Regions from separate parts of the Homo sapiens genome. Here region 2 is linked to region 1. A link is a loop called in an ENCODE intact Hi-C map of the cell type or tissue named here. Cell type or tissue: endothelial cell of umbilical vein. All regions are shown on one strand.

Evidence for each region. Hi-C counts contacts between places; a loop is a spot of excess contacts. Peaks named below come from ENCODE experiments on the same cell type or tissue, not always from the same donor. Only the 100,000 strongest peaks of a DNase experiment are listed, where the experiment ranks them.
Region 2: a loop joins it to region 1, with 9 times the contacts of the local background. A loop is called at or near these places in 59 of 110 quality-filtered maps.

What each region holds. Positions count from the first base shown.
Region 1 is chr1:205,707,135-205,715,134 of GRCh38, reverse strand. It overlaps NUCKS1 (nuclear casein kinase and cyclin dependent kinase substrate 1), which reads left to right. Exons shown (of 7, transcript NM_022731.5): 7 at 1-2,313. Among named protein-coding and RNA genes, the nearest start is that of SLC45A3, 31 kb to the right of the region's middle. In endothelial cell of umbilical vein, a CTCF peak has its summit at 3,816 (motif pointing right); DNase peaks (open chromatin) are centred at 3,834 and 5,924; H3K27ac peaks cover 342 bases.
Region 2 is chr1:205,584,257-205,592,256 of GRCh38, reverse strand. It overlaps SLC60A1 (solute carrier family 60 member 1), which reads right to left. Exons shown (of 10, transcript NM_181644.5): 5 at 7,266-7,381; 6 at 6,050-6,223; 7 at 1-117. LOC124904491 (a long non-coding RNA gene) reads left to right here and starts at 112. Exons shown (of 3, transcript XR_007066823.1): 1 at 112-387; 2 at 7,208-7,407. RefSeq lists enhancers at 1-2, 1-261, 82-376, 5,196-5,986, 6,466-6,515. In endothelial cell of umbilical vein, CTCF peaks have their summits at 262 (motif pointing left), 3,395 (motif pointing left) and 7,227 (motif pointing right); DNase peaks (open chromatin) are centred at 136 and 3,416; H3K4me3 peaks cover 149 bases.

The sequences.
Region 1 (8,000 bases):
GTGAATATGGTCAGCTAGACTAAACTTGACTCTTTTTTTTAATGGCTTTTTTATCTGTGAACATTCAGATAAGTGGATTTTCAAGTACTGGTTGGGGATGGGAATCGTGCTTTTCTTTAAACTTCAGTTTACGAGATGCTTTGAGAGCGTTAGGCAAAAGCAGAAATAAATATCAGGAGCAACGGGGAAAGCTTTATAAAAGATCATGGTGGCCACTGTTGCAGCTTTGAAGAATGAGTGCTGGCTTGAACAGTTCTTTGCCTGCATCATTGGTAGCTGCACTGAAAGGAAAAAACTTTCACCTTAAGAATTTGAAAAGGAAGAAACCTGGGCTCTGGTCTTCATGGCATTTAGACTGAGATGCTTAAACAGAACAGAAGTAATACGCATTTCCTGCCATAGGATAGGGAAAATGTAACAAGCTGGTTGCTCTTGAGGTTAGAAAATTGTCTGTTTCTCTGTGGATGAAGCTGGATTTACTTGAAAATGGAGAGTTGGCTTATTGTTTGAATATTGGGACATCAAGCTATCTATAGCCAAGTTTCAGTCGCAACCAGTTTTCCCTTTGTCTGGGGTAAATTCGATACAAAATGATTCTTTTTGAATCCTGAATCCATAAATTACACTTTTTTTTTTCAAATTCACAAAATTCACAGTGGTGCTGACTGTGTAATAACCACTATTGGGAAACATCCCGTAAACCTGCCTGTTGCCATGCCAATGGAGTGACTGAACTGGTGACATCTGTTTGAGCATGCTTTGTGTGGCTGGTAGAATGCCACCGTTGTGCATACACTTTGTACATCAGGGGTGAAGGGAGGGTTTTCTAGATTATTGGGGGAGGGTAAAATTGGGATTTTTTTGTTGTTCCTTTTTTGATGGGGTGTGGGGGTATAGTACTCAGCTTATGCCCTAAAATAACATGTATAAAAACCCCTGAAGTATTGTGTGGGTGTGTACGTGTGAGTGTGTGTTTGTATACATCTGGCAATTAAAGCTTTGTCTTCTGGAACTTAGTGAATTCTTTTCTCTTTTTCCTCCAGAAGTATTTGTTACAAGATTTGTAAATAAGAGCTCTACTTAGTTTGTTTACCATGAACATGTTGCAGCAAACCTTATGCATCTAATTCCTACAAGGTTAAAGAAAGGCTTTTAGACTTGCCAGGTTAAGCAACAGCCAAGTTCTCAGTAATTGTTTGCCTTGATTTATCTTTTAGACTTCATTTTGCCAGCTCTAAAACTCCCAGTCTTCCTTGATTTTAGTCCTTAATCTTTTATGTTCTGAGCAGGAAGGGTAAAAGACAGGAACCTGCTTCACTGTATTAACTAGTCCATGGGCTGAGACCGGGGCATCTCTTTTCTTCATACTGCAATGTTGCTAGATACATGATCAGACACCAGAGGGTTGGGCATTCTTGCAATACCTTAACAGTGCTGAAATCTGCAGCATGGTACTAAGGAAGTTAAAGTTTGAATGTAACCACTTTATTTAAAAGGTTTTTTTCTTTAATTTAAATGAAATGGGGTTGAAGTGAACATGATTTTGTTGACCATGTTCGTGAATTACAGATGCAACATGCATTGGTAGAATCGTGTGATGGTCTTTTGTGATACTTAATTTTTACATATCCCAGTCTCTGTATGTATCTGCATAGACAAAGAAAAAACAAACTCCTGCTTTGCTTTTATTGAAGGGTTTCCAGGACTGCGTGTCTGCTCCTGAGCTCTGTTTTAAGTATGTGTATCCTTTGCTTGTATTTTGTATTAAAAAAATAAGAAAAAGAAGCCTTTATTGTTGAGCATGTTGGCATTGTCCCCTTTATTTTTTTCTCTTTTTGGGACATATGAAGCAAGTTATTCTTTTTCTGTATCTTTTTTTCTTTTGTAAACTTTTTTTTTGTTTTGTTTAAAAATGGCTTTATAAAAGGGCTTTTATAACCCAGATGTGTGCTCTGTGTACTTCTTGTAATACCTTAAAGCAAACACACTAACTTACACAGCTTTGTTAATCAGCTCCCAGTTCAGCCTGACTTTGTGGGAACTTATTTCCCTAATAAATTATTTAGAAACTTTAACAGTGACCATCCCTGTTGTTGGTAAAAGATAAACATGTCTTGGTTCAAAAGTTAATACCTCAGGATGGAATCAAGAAGCAGTAGACTTACCAGTTTGATTAATTAAGGGAGCACTGGACTGGGTGCGTAAGGATTCTTAATTAGCATTTTTTCTCATGTTTACATCCAAGGTTATGAAGTGTTGTGGAAAGCAAAGTTTAACAATCATATATAATAAAAGATAATGTTTATACTCACAGAACACACTTGCATTCAATTCCAAATACCCATAAGAACTACGCTGAATTTTGAATTAAAGATTACTTGTTAGGTGGACAATGTGGTACAAGATCCCTCTTTAGAACTGGGCTGATATTGTAGCTATTAGGGCTTTTTTCTTTTTAACTTTTCCTCTTGTTTACATACTTGCCTTGTCAGCCAAATACTATAATTGAAATGCAAATTTGGCTTTGAAATTAAATGCTTTGTGCATCCTGTTATCCGTCAGTGACTAGCTAACTTTTTAAATTTCTTTCTTTCTTTTTTTTTTTTTTTTTTTTGAGATGGAGTCTTGCTCTTGTCGCCCAGGCTGGAGTGCAATGACATGATCTCAGCTCACTGCAAACTCCACCTCCCGGGTTCAAGTGATTCTCCTGCCTCAGCCTCCCAAGTAGCTGGGATTACAGGCATACACCACCACACCTGGCTAATTTTTGTATTTTTAGTACAGACGGGGTTTCACTATGTTGGCCAGGCTGGTCTTGAACTCCTGATCTCAAGTGATCTGCCCACCTCGGCCTCCCAAAGTTCTAGGATTATAGGCGTGAGCCACCCCTCCCGGCCATTTTATTCTTTTTCGGAGATATGAGAGTCTTGCTATGTTGCCTGGGCTGGTCTCAAATTCCTGGACTCAAGGGATCCTCCTGCTTCAGCTCCCCCAGTAGCTCAGATTACAGGTGCAGGCACACTGCCCACATACATTTATTTCTTAATATAATGAGTTGTCTCAGGTTAAAGTTGAATTTGGATGAGCATTAACCATCTACTTTTCCTCATAATCCTTAAGTATTTTATGGATAACATAGACAATTTTATGTTTCAGGACAGTGCTGAAGAAATGCAGTCTGATTTAAAGGATTTCAAAAACCAACAAGTGGATAAACAGATGAAGAGAGGTTAAAACACACTTGGAGCTACCTAGACTCCTATCCATGAACATCGGTATACAGTACTACACTGTAGTTGTGCAACACATATTACCTCATTTAATTTTTCCAACAACTGTGAGATCGGCAAGTGTTTGTTCTTCCAATATTGTAAAGAATAACCTGGTTCAGGTAAGATGAGGTTTTATGTGGTACCTGATGTAGCTAGTATGTAGTACAACAAGGGTTTGAATCAGTGCTGTGTGCTTTAAGTTATCACAGTTGTTCGTTCTAAAGCCAGCTCCCTTTGGTATACATGGGTCCCTTAAGCCTTCTTCCTGGTATTGAGCTTTTGAGCATTTTGCTGTTCTCTCACATCTCCCAGTAACAGTGATACTTGAACCAGTCCAATGAGTTACATCAAAGATTTAATGGGGAAAGTCGGAAACTTCAATGAGTAAGGAGATTTCTCATTGAATACTTCGGTTTGCTTGAAAATCCTGGTGACCCCTAGACACAAAGCCTCAAATTATTTAAAAGCTTTTATTTTCTGATTATGTCTCATGATAGTGACTGTTGAGGAAAATGTTCGTCATGTTGACTGTATAGCAGTTACAGTCTGCCAGTAGAGGGCAGTGTTTGTCCTCCATAGGTAGTGGAATGCTTGCTCTCCCCATCTCATTTTTAGATACTATCAGACTAGGCTCAGGACATTTTTAGATACTGTCGGCTAGGCTCAGTTGATATTCTGCAAGTGTATCAACACCTTGCCACTTACTTGGGTTATCGAAGCCCTGTGATCAGTGTACCCAGTTAACATCCTAATGTATGTAGCAGCAATCTTTTCTGAATTTTAAATAGGAAATAGAATTTCTTGATTCATGCACATCTGTCTTCTTGTGTTGTTCCCTCTTTATATCTCCTAAGCCTATGTGGATAACATCCCGAAATAGAAGTGCAGACTGAAATTTCAAAATGCAGCTGTGAACTCTTTGCCCTATTTTGAAACAGGTGTTGTCTTTGAAATTGCCTTCCAGCTCAAAAGCCTTGTTTCTTGTACAATCAGCACTGATATGTGTTCACACACAACAAATACTTAGATTTGTTTTCAAGGTAATATGGTAGTTTGTGTTCCTTTATCTTGATGACTTGCTTCTCTTTTCCTCCATTATCTTACTAGAATAGATAGGTACTCATTTTGACATGCTTTGGCTGGGTCACCACCAAGAGAAATCAGTATTATTCATGGGTGTGCCCCCTGGTTCAATAGTAAACCCTGCACAAATATTGTGAAATAAATGCTGTGTTAATTCTGGGGTCAGGGAGTGAGAGGGTACAGCCAGAGTTCCCATCCTAATAAAGCAAATAATTACTTTAAACTATGATAACAAAATGTTGGAAATAATTGTTTGCCTTGATTTAGCAGTAAGCTGGCACCCAGAAGGGATTTGTTTAAAAATCTAACTTTAAGGAACAGGTTGATCAAGGAAGAGTACACATATATATTATTATTGGTAATGTTTTAGCTATTAAGTTGAATACACAAACCCTTTTATTAGAATGTGTAAGACCACCTCCTTGGCTGATGTACAAAGCAATGTGTGTAATAGTTATACTTTTTCCATCTTGGGAAGAAACACAAATACACAGTCTATATGTAGTCAGGGCTCTCCTGATTATAAGAGATTAGGGTAGATGGGTAAAGTAAGGCTCTGAAGGAGATAGAAAGTCATTGATCCAAGAAAAATGATAGCCTAAATTTTAGGATATGATAACTACCAATTTGGTAACCCTAGCTGATTGGTTATCTGGTAAGAAGTGTCTCATCCATAAAGAACTGAACGTGTGTAGTAATATAATTAACAAAAAATAAGGTGCAGTGGCTCACACCTGTAATCTCAACATTTTCAGAAGCTGAGGCAGGAGGATTGCTTGAGGCCAGGAGTTCATACCAGCCTGGAAAACAGTGAGATCCTGTCTCTACAAAAACAAAATAAACAAGTTAGCTGTGTATAGTGGCATGCACCTATAATCCCAGCTACTGGGGAGGCTTAGGAGGAAGAATCACCTGAGCCCAGGAGTTCAAGGCTGCAGTGAGCTATGATCGCACCACTGCACTCCAGCCTGGGTGACAGAATGAGACCCTGTCTCTTAAAAGATAAAAAGAAATAACGAAAAATAGATTGTGAAACACTGGTGTTTACCAAGAAGTGTGTAGACAGTGACCCACACTGGATCCTCATTTTGTGGCTATAAATTGGGTCTCTTGTGGTTCACTAATTCAGCCTAGAGGAATACAAATACTAAACACTTTAAAAATATCGTTTTACTTCTAAGGTAATCAGGAATAATGATATAGCTAAGCTCTTTTATAAGGCACTAAATGTCTTTAGGAATCAAAGACTCAATGGACGTTCTGTTTAGACCTTGGAACATAATCTGGGGCTTCAGTAACCTGACTTCAAATCTAATGCATGCCACATCTCAGTTACAAACCCCAAGCTCCCCCTGTTTTGTCTTTTCCTCCTGCTTCTGACCTAATTAACCCCATCTTTCTTTTCCTTCGTGTGTGTATGTGTGCGTGTGTGTGTGTGTGTGTGTGTGTGTGGATGAACAGTTAGTTTCCATGGGGTTAGCGTTTTTGAGGCAAAAATATTGTTTATACATCAACTAGATAGTCCTAGAGGTGGATGGGGAACCAGCTGTTCGGTAGAGAGCCACACAGTTGGCCTGAGTACAAGATAAATAGCATTCCTAAGCTCTGTTGTAGGGAATGCTGGTGTGACTTGAAGTACACAGGATATACACAGTATCTAGTTCAAAAGAGTGGTTTTTGTGCTAAACCTTATAAAATCACCAGTCCTGGGCCATTGGCAAAGCAAGTCAGTCCTTTTCTCACCTTGCTTTCCTTTCTCTTGCCATGCACTTAAGGGAAGCAATAAGACCTCTAATATTTAGCTCTTGGGCTACTCTTCTCTAGAAGTCAACACCATTGCACAGTCACTGTGCAATGAGAGAAGCAGATGGCTCTCTCTCTGGGAGAGCTAAGTCTAAGTAAGGACACACTAATAATACCAGACAGTGGAAACAGGAGTTCTTAGAGCACGTGTTGCTTCCACAGGTCACCTCTGAATTAGCCAGCAATATTTATTGACAATGAAAATTGTGGTGACTATATTCCACCAAAAATTGGGATCTGTGCTACAATGAAGAGTTCTTTCATATTCCTCAACAGGAAAAACAGTTTAAGGTATAGTTTGGTTCTCATGATATTGGCATGTCTGGATACTTCTATGGTTTAAGGGACTGAAGCAGACAATGTTGAAAACTGGAGTATTCCAGGTAATGTATGTGAATAGTATAAAAAGTGCAACAGGTGTTCCACAGCAGAGTTCAGAACAGCACATCGTGCTAACTATAGCATGAGTAGTCATTTGTTTTATTTGAACCCCCAATCACTTTTCCTTGTCTGGCGACCTGCTTTGGAGAAGCTATGTGGCTGGTTGCAGATGAAGTCAGATCAATCGACAGGGTGATCTTGGGCAAGTCAGCTTATCCGCCTACCTCCCACTCTATGCTCGTTTCTTCTTTTTATATAATGAGGATTATAAGGGACTGATTCTCCTCTGCTTCAAAGGGACATTATGGGGCCGGGCACTGTGGCTCATGCCTGTAATCCCAGCACTTTGGGAGACAAAGGCAGGCGGATCGCCTGAGATCAGGAGTTCGAGACCAGCCTGGCCAACATGGTGAAACCTGTCTCTACTAAAAATACAAAAATTAGCTAGGTGTGGTGGCAGGCGCCTGTAATCCCAACTACTCGGGAGGCTGAGGCATGAGAATTGCTTGAACCCGGGAGATGGAAGTTGCAGTGAGCCAAGATTGCGCCATTGCACTCCAGCCTGGGTGACAAAGTGAGAGTCCATCTAAAAAAAAAAAACAAACCAAAAGGACATTATGAGAATAAGTGAGGCCATGGGTACTTAATGCCTAGAACACAGGCTGTCTATGCACATATGTTGCTATTGGCACTGTAGACCAACTAGCCTCAAACAAAAGCAGCGATGTACCTCCAGGCAAGGTTTATGGGGGCTGAAAACCTCATTCCTGCAGAACTGAAATCCTTTTAGCTTTGTCTCTGAAGTATAAATGAGTTATTTATTAGTAAGAACACTTACTCTTGCAGAAAGGTAAACTTTAACCAGCTCACAGTATAGGATGGTTTTAGAGGGGAGGGAAGAGTGACAGTAACTTCCAAGTCACCTGCACTAGTAAAAGTTTTGTTTTGTTTTGTTTTGTTTTTTCCCAGTGTACGTACACAGAATTATTGATTGGATCTTGAATGCTTCTTTAGCTTCTCCTAGGAAAAAAATAATTTTATCCAATGGTTTCAAACTGTATTTCTAGTTATGGGATATATATTACAAGTGAGAGAACATTCATTTTGGACTGGAAACCTATTACAAATACTTGTCAATAGCATATTTTCAGTCTATGAAATCATCCTATTTTTGTGTCCTTGATCTTTCAAGTTCAATACCAGAAAGGAAGCCACAAAACTTACTGGAGCCATGATTGGGGACAGAATCCTGGGGCTCAGCTGGGCTGTTTTACTGATGAAATGTGACATCCTGTGTTCTCACAATACTGAAGTCTCACTAGAATGCTTTTTGTGGGTGGCCCCTATCATGAGACCCTTACATAGACTGATAACATTTTGGCAATTGAACCCCAGGGACAAGCTATAAGATAGACACCGCCCTCATCCCCCGCAAATTCTCTTCAATCTTTGGGGAAGAAA
Region 2 (8,000 bases), 120 kb after region 1:
CAGCATGCTGGGGAAGGTGCTGCTGAGAAACAGGCCCAGGCTTGCCGTCCCCACGAACAGGAAGACGACGTTGTAGGAGAAAATAAGCAGCACCAGGAACGTCACCACCACGCCAACCTGTCGCGGCAGAGGTGGAGGCGGTTAGGAATTGCGAAAAGCTGAGCATCGGTGGTGAGGAACCGCCAGGAGTCGGCGTCTCCTGGCTTGGCGTTTCCTCTCTAGCCCAAGGAGCCCAGCTGTGTGACCCGCGCGCCACCCCGTGGACCAGGCGGGAACCGCAGTGTTCCGGGGACCGTTCTGACATCTGGAAGGAAGCGTGGAAAGGAGACCCCCGCCTAGACATCTTCCCACCTAGACATCTCCCCTAACAGCTACGGTACACGCTGCGTAAGCATTTGGGGACTGAGGACTACCTGTCCCCAAGGTCTTATCTGTAACCGCGGGAACTCCACCCAAGCCAATTTCATCAGCTCTCTCTGCCCTGCCAGCCCTGGGGGTAGGAGAGTCTCTGTTTCTTTGTGAGAAGCTGCTTCTCTTCTCCTGAAAGCCAAGAGTGCACAGACAGGAAGCCATCAGATAGCAGGGGAAGAGGGGTGGTGGCAGCAGGGTCCCATCCTCTGGGAATCCTAGCCAGCCACCCAGGGAGAGGGTCAGTGGCTGTGGCAGTCAGCTTGGCACCCTCAGATTTGGCTCAGATTCCCATGGGCAGATGCTAACCTATGGTTGGAGACCCAGAAATCTTTCTTTTCTTTCCTTTTTTTTTTTTTTTTTTTGAGAGACAGGGTCTCACTCTGTTGCCCAAATTGGAGTGCAGTGGTGCAATCTCAGCTCACTGCAGCCTCGACCTACAGGGCTCAAGCGTTCCTCCCACCTCAGCCTCCTGAGTAGCTGGGACCTCAGGCATGTGCCACCACGCCTGCTAATTTTCTGTATTTTTAGTCGAGAAAGGGTTCGCCATGTTGCCCAGGCTGGTCTTGAACTTCTGGGCTCAAGCAATCCATCTGCCTCAGCTTCCCAAACTGTTGGGATTACAGGCATGAGCCCCCACGCCCAGCCAAATCTTTCTAGTTCAGTAAAGGTCTCTGTCATACAGGCATGTTTTTGTTAATATAACCATATTTCTAAGTTCTTTAAACACGTTTTTATGTCTGCATTGAGTCACTTCTGTGCAAGATGTATCTGGGAATAAACCCAGGCAGCACAAGATTTGGGGTCAGAAGACCCAGGTGGAAGTCCCGATGTGTTTTTTACCAGCTGTGGAACCCAGAAGTAGCTGATTGCTCTGATTCTTAACTTCCTAATCTGCAAAATAGGAATAGTTACAAAAGCCACACTAAAGAGTGGTGGTGAAATAATACAGATGAAGGGGCTCTGTAAACTGTGGTGCTTCAGACAAATATGAGTCCTAGTGTTTCTCTGTGGGCTTTTCTTAGACGTCTCAGGAGATAAGGATCTTCTATAGCAGCCTATGGCTTTGAGGTAAAAATCTCCTGGATGAAGACATCTGTTTCTTTAAAAAGTAAGTACAGACTATAGAGCTAGGCAAGAAATCTCATCCAGCTCCCAACCCCTCCACTTCTGGGCATGCAGAAAGGAAAGACTTTCAGGGTTGGGAGCCGATCCTGGGAGAGTTGCTCCAATTGGAAAATCAAAGCCGGTGCTCCTAATCCTTGAGGCCTTTACGCTCCTCTAGCAGCCCTTCCGTCTCTGCCACAGGATCTGTTAGGTGGAAGGTGGTCTCGAGGCTCAGAGGCCTTACCCAGACAGACTTCCTTCCCTGGGGAGGGATCAGCCACAAAACAGTGGCCGAAGGAGAGAAACACATTCCCTTCAGAATGGAAATGGAAAGACAAAAGACTTCTTTCATGCAGTAAAAATATGAAAGTCATAGCATAACTATGGTTCCAAAGGTCATGTCTTTCTTTGGCACAGAACATGGTCCCTGAGATCCATTTGTTCTTGCTTTCCCCTCTGTTCACTCTCTCAATGTTGGGGTGGCCCAGGATTCTCTTCTGGCTCTTCCATGTCCGCAGTGCCCTGCTCCACGTTTCACCTGCCTCTACAGCAGGCATGCTTGTATCTATCCCTCTAGCCATGAGCTGTGTCCAGGACTCCGGACTTGCACCTAAAGCTGCCCCTTGGATATAGTCAGTCCCTGGATGACTAACCATGTGGCCCAAACTAGACTCTTAATTTCCTCTGCCAATCCTACTCCTGCACACATCAAGTGAGGGCATCCCAGTCATGCAGTTGCTCAAGTCCTGTGTCTAAGGTCCTTGATTCCTCCTTTCCTTACCTCCCACACCTGGGTCAGCAACAAGTCCTGTCCACACCATCTCAAAAAACATGTTCGATCCTTGTACTGCTCCAGATCCATCCAGACCACCCCATCCCAGCCACCTCCCTCTTGCGCCTGGACTACAATAACAGACAGTCTGTGTTTGACTCTTGCCAGCTACAGTCTGTTCTTCCACACTGGAGTGCACTTTTAAAATGCAGTGCAAGTGGCTGGAGATGGTGGCTCCTGTCTAGTTCTACCACTTTGGTAGGCTGAGGCAGGAAGGATCGCTTGGGCCCAGGAGTTCAAGACCAGCCTGGGCAACATAGTGAGACCCTGTCTCTCTAAAAAAAACAATAATAAATTTTAAAAATGCAATGCAAGCTATGTTAGATGGAAATGTGAAACATCACGGGGCACCTGTATAAGTGTCGTTTACTTCATAGCATGAATAAATGTATCTGTGAGATGCAAAAAAATAAAAAGAAAAAAGAAAATGCAACGCAGACCTGCTTAAAACCTATTGGCTTCCTGCCCACTTAGAATAAAATTCAAAGCCCACCTTACAAAACCCTGAGGATGTAGCCCCTGTTTACTTCCCCATCCTCATCTTTTTCTGCTCCCGATCCCCCACCCTGCCTACCGTGCTCCCCCCAAGTTAGCCTCCTAGCCCCTAACCCAGGCCTTTGAACACGGGCCTTTGAACTTCAGCCAGGCCTGCTCACCTCCTGCCTTCAGGGGCTGGCACCTTCTTAATATTCAGTGTTCAACTTAGGAGCCTGGGACAGATGCCGGGGTTTGGAAGCCGCCACTCCTGCTCCTCTTCTTCCACCTGGCTACCCCATGTACAAACCACATGCATTTCCAGCCATGCCTCAAAGACCGTCACCCTGAAAATCCCTAAATTTGGGGAAGTTTGAAAGACACCCGAGTCTTATTTTAGCCTTGGTGATAGAAGACTAACCAGGACGAACTATCAGCTCCACCAACTCTCTTCCCACGCAGTGTGGCCCCTGCCTCAGCCAGTGACTCAGTCTGGTACTGAGCCTGCATCCCCACTGCCTACACCCTCACCCTCCATCTGTGCTGGGGCACACTGCCCTCCTCTGGCCGGCCGTAAGCTCCCTGGAAGCAAGAACCTTGTCTTCCAGAACTTGGCGGCCTGCAGTTTGCAGCAGGGCTTTGCACATAGCACAAACATACTAAGTCAGGAAGTAGCTGTTGAGCTCCAGGAGAATGCTGAGAACAGGGTGGCCATTAATTTAACCTAGAGAGGAATACTCGGAAGTAGTCACAGTGAATATGACACAGGCACTTCACATCTACACAGGAGAGGCTTGCTCAGGGCCACTCAGCTGCAGTTCCCAAACAGGGTGCCCACAAAAGCAGCTGGAAAGCTTCCAAAACAACCCAGAGGCCCAGGCTCTTCTCCATACCTCCTAAATTAGAATCTCTGGGGTAGGGGTCCATGATCCTATTTTCTCTTTCTTTTTTTTTTTTTTTTTTTTTGATTTGAAGTCTTGCTCTGTCTCTCAGGCTGGAGGGCAGTGGCACCATTTCAGCTCACTGCAACCTCTGCCTGCTAGGTTCAAGTGATTCTCCTGCCTCAGCCTCCTGAGTAGTTGGGATTACAGGCAGGCGCCACCACGCCCGGCTAATTTTTGTATTTTTAGTAGAGATGGGGTATCACCATGTTGGTCAGGCTGGTCTCGAACTCCTGACCTCATGATCCACCCGCCTCGGCCTCCCAAAGTTCTGGGATTACAGGTGTGAGCCACCGCGCCTGGCCTTTTCATGATCCTATTTTCAAAAAGCAGCTCCAGTGAATCTAATGTATTTGGGAGTCACTTGTTCTAGGACAGTGTTTTCCTGAGCTTGCTGGATGATGTAATTCCCCTGGGGTATTTGTTTAATTTATAGATTGCTATGCCTCCTCCTGGACATTCGGATTCACTCAGTCTGGGTTGGGCCCAGGAACCTGATTTTCCTTTTTAAAACCCAGCACTCCAGGTGAGTGTCTATGGGCAATGCCTAACATATGTGGATGCTTCAGACCTTTATTTTCCCAAACCCAGATTTCCACCCACTCTCCTCTGTCTTAGCAATTGGCCTTGTGTCTGACCTAGACAGGGAAGCCAGGGCTGGCCCCATGTCTGTGCCCTTCCTCTTCTGGAACCTTTCCCCTTTGACATCGTTTCGCCCCAACTCCATGGACAGGGGCCTTCCTCCTTGCTGAGCTTAGAGCCTCCTCCACTCCCGCTCTCCATCCCACCTCCCCTCTGTCAGGGCCTTCCTCACTCGGTTACTCTCTCACAATGGTATTTTCACAGACTCCTCCTCCTAATAGGTGTCCTCCCTTTATCCTCTACTATAAGCAGGCCCATACCACCCTGAGTCCTGCAGAACACAACTCCCTTCAACTCAAAAATATTTACAAAGAGAAATGCAAATTCCTCCACTGCTCATCTCCCTCTCACCCTCAACCTCTTGCGTTTGGGTTTATCACCTACCTCCCATCTACATTGAACTGAAATTTCTTTCTTGGGGGTCAACTGGCACGAGGTCAAATCCAAAGGCCTTTCTTGGGGATCATGATCTTTGTCTCTGAAACTGCAACCTTATGTCCAAACCCGCTCTCTGCTAGAAATTCAACCAAGGAAATGCTTTCTTACCTGGACTTAGTACCCTCATTGGGCTACTTGGAAAGGTAGTGAGTTGCAGTTACTAGAGGTGTTTAAGCAGACAGTGAACCCCTTGGAAGGGATGTTATAGATAGAGGTGGCTCAAGCCTGATGGGAGGTTGGACTAGACAATTTGGCAGAAGTCTGTAATGTGGACCCCTGTGTCATGGATGGTGACCTGGATGGACACACCAAGGCAAGGGTCTTAACCCACTGCTCAGGCCCAGACCTCCTGCCTCCTAGGCAGATCAGTTCCTTGAAGGTCATCCTCCATGTCCTGCCTACTTAAGAATCACCTAGCGCTAGGCAGAGTGGCTTACTCCTGTAATCCCAGCACTTTGGGAGGCCGAGGCGGGTGGATCATTAAGAGGTCAGGAGTTCAAGACCAGCCTGGCCAACGTGGTGAAACCCCATCACCATTAAAAATACAAAAATTAGCCAGGCATGGTGGTAGGCACCTGTCATCCCAGTTACTTGGGAGGCTGAGGCAGGAGAATCACTTGAACCTGGGAGACAGAGGTTGCAGTGAGCTGAGATCACACCACTGTGCTCCATCCTGGGTGACAAAGGGAGACCCTATCTCAAAAAAAAAAAAAAAGAGTCACCTAGGAGAGCTACCAAATGCAAATCCCCAGGCCCCAGCCCAGAGGCAGTGATTCCGACGGTTGTGGGATCCCTGGCCTCCACAGCTTTCCACTGACTGGAGGGCTCTGAGCAGCTGGGCACCAAGGTAAACACAGGAGGACCAGGGCCAGCACTGGCTTTCCTCACGCTCATAGCCAGTTGTTGGCTGGGATGGGCTCCACACACTGCAGCCAGCACCTCCTACAGACCTTTCCTTTTATGTTTTAAGGGTATAAGATCAGCAGCCCAGAGAGGGGAAGGGACTTTTCATGGTCACCCAGGTAGGCTCCACCTCCCAGGCTCCCACCCCTTCCTCGTCATCCTCTCTCTCCTCTCTTCCCTCTACTCCTGAGTTCCCATCCTGCTGGCAGAATGTAGGCCTGGGCAAACGTCCTGGGGTAGGGCCAGGAGGAGGCGGCTTCTCCTGGGTCTCTCAGAAGAGAGAGGAGGCTATTCAGCTGCTTACCACGTTGATGAAAACCATGGTGGCCGGCTTCATTCTTGAGGATATGGGAATGGAGAGGAGCCGGCCCAGTGTGATGAAGCCCCAGAAGAGGCTGGGGAGGTAGCCAGCCACCTTGTGTCCCACAGACAGGGGCTTCTCCACAGCATAGCTGTACACGAAGGCGGAATAGGCACCCTGTGGAGAGACCGGGCGCTGTTGAGCACACCTGCAGCCCAGCCAGACAATGACCCTCACAAAGGGAGCCCAGGCTGGGCAGGTGTGGGGAGGGCAGAGGGAGGACTGCCTGTTCCCACTCCCAGAGGCTCAGCCAGGGCTGGGCTTGGAGTCAAGGCCACACTACACACTTGGCTCAAGCTGAGGACAGAAGCTGGGGTGCCTTAGCTTACAGACTGCACTGTGGAGACCTAGGGGTTCCAGAGAGGTGGCTCTGGATCTCCATGGGAGTGCCCGCAGGGCCTGGGCAGACAGGCACTGCTCCCCACTTCAACCAGAGCAGAACATGACTTAAAAAAAAAAAAAAAGGTGTGTGCAAGCATCTGGTTTTACAGATGAGAAAGCAGACAGAAGTGACTTGCCCGAGGTCACACCCAGTGCTGGAAGTCAACCAGTACTGTCACGAGTACTTTCCACCAGGTCATCTAAGTTTTTAGGGCTTTTTCTCTGGAGAGGTCATCATATGGCAATCAGTTGATCAGCCATTCACGACTGCCCTAATATAATCCTAAGAAGTTTCTGGAAAAAGGTGCTAACTAATGTAACAGAGGTCACTAGTGGCATGAACAGCTGGGCCTAAATTCCACCTGAAGCTTGTTTACAACACTGGCTCGAGACACCCAGGTTTGTAATGTATTCCAGGAAGCAAAGTACCCTGTTTATATAGCATGACCTCTAATTGGGGAATAGGGCACCACCCCTTTAAAAAATGCAGGTAGCCTGTCCTTGACAACAGACCAGTTAGGCCCCTACCTATAGCATTAACAAAAATAAAACAAAAATAAAAAACAATTGGCCAAGACAGAAGCCCATAGTACCAACGTGCTGTGACTGATTCTGGAGACAGTCACCCTAGGACTTCAGATTAAATTTTTGAATCAAGTGTACTCCAGGAGAAGTCTCCAGGAAACCTTCATGCTCCTCTCTTTCTCTTGCCTTTCCCAGACTGGAGTCTGGGGGTGAAGGGTCCCCCAGTAGGGGGCGCCCTCTGAGGCAGGCTCACCGTCAACCCATCCGTCATGAACAGTACCAGGGCGCCCGTGATGTGGATGGCAAAGAAGGAATAAGGGGCTCCTCTGAGGTTCTTCCTTTGGCAGCAGCTGAACAGGTCCTCATGCCCTGCAGGAGGCACAGGAAGAACAGGGGTGAGTCTCAGCTTCTGCTCCCTCCCTCTGCATGTCCCAGGGCCGTGGCTGGCAGTCAGAAGAGCCCTGCAGGATGGGGCCCACTTACTGCCTCTACTTTCACGACCTTTCTGTTAGGAATAACCCCTGTCCATCTCCCAGTCTTGGTGGAGCCAAGGCTCAGAGAGGTCAGGTGACTTGCCCAAGGTAACAAAAGGCAAGGCTGAGCAGAATGGAGGGTGAAGTCAGAAGTCTGCCTTCCTCATTCTCTTGGTCAGGTTGCACCATCAGGGCCAAGATTTTCTTTTTTTTTTTTTTTTTTAAAAAAAAAAAGGACTATCACCTGTGGCCAGGCATGGTGGCTTACACCTATAATCCCAGCACTTTGGGAGGCCGAGGCAGATGGATCACCTGAGATCAGGAGTTTGAGACCAGCCTGGCCAACGTGGCGAAACCCCTTCTCTACTTTAAAAATACAAAAATTAGCCAGGTGTAGTGGCATGTGACTGTAATCCCCGCAACTTGGGAGGCTGAGACAGGAGAATCGCTTGAACCTGGGAGGCGGAGGTTGCAATGAGCCGAGATTGCACCACTGCACTCCAGCCTGGGCGACG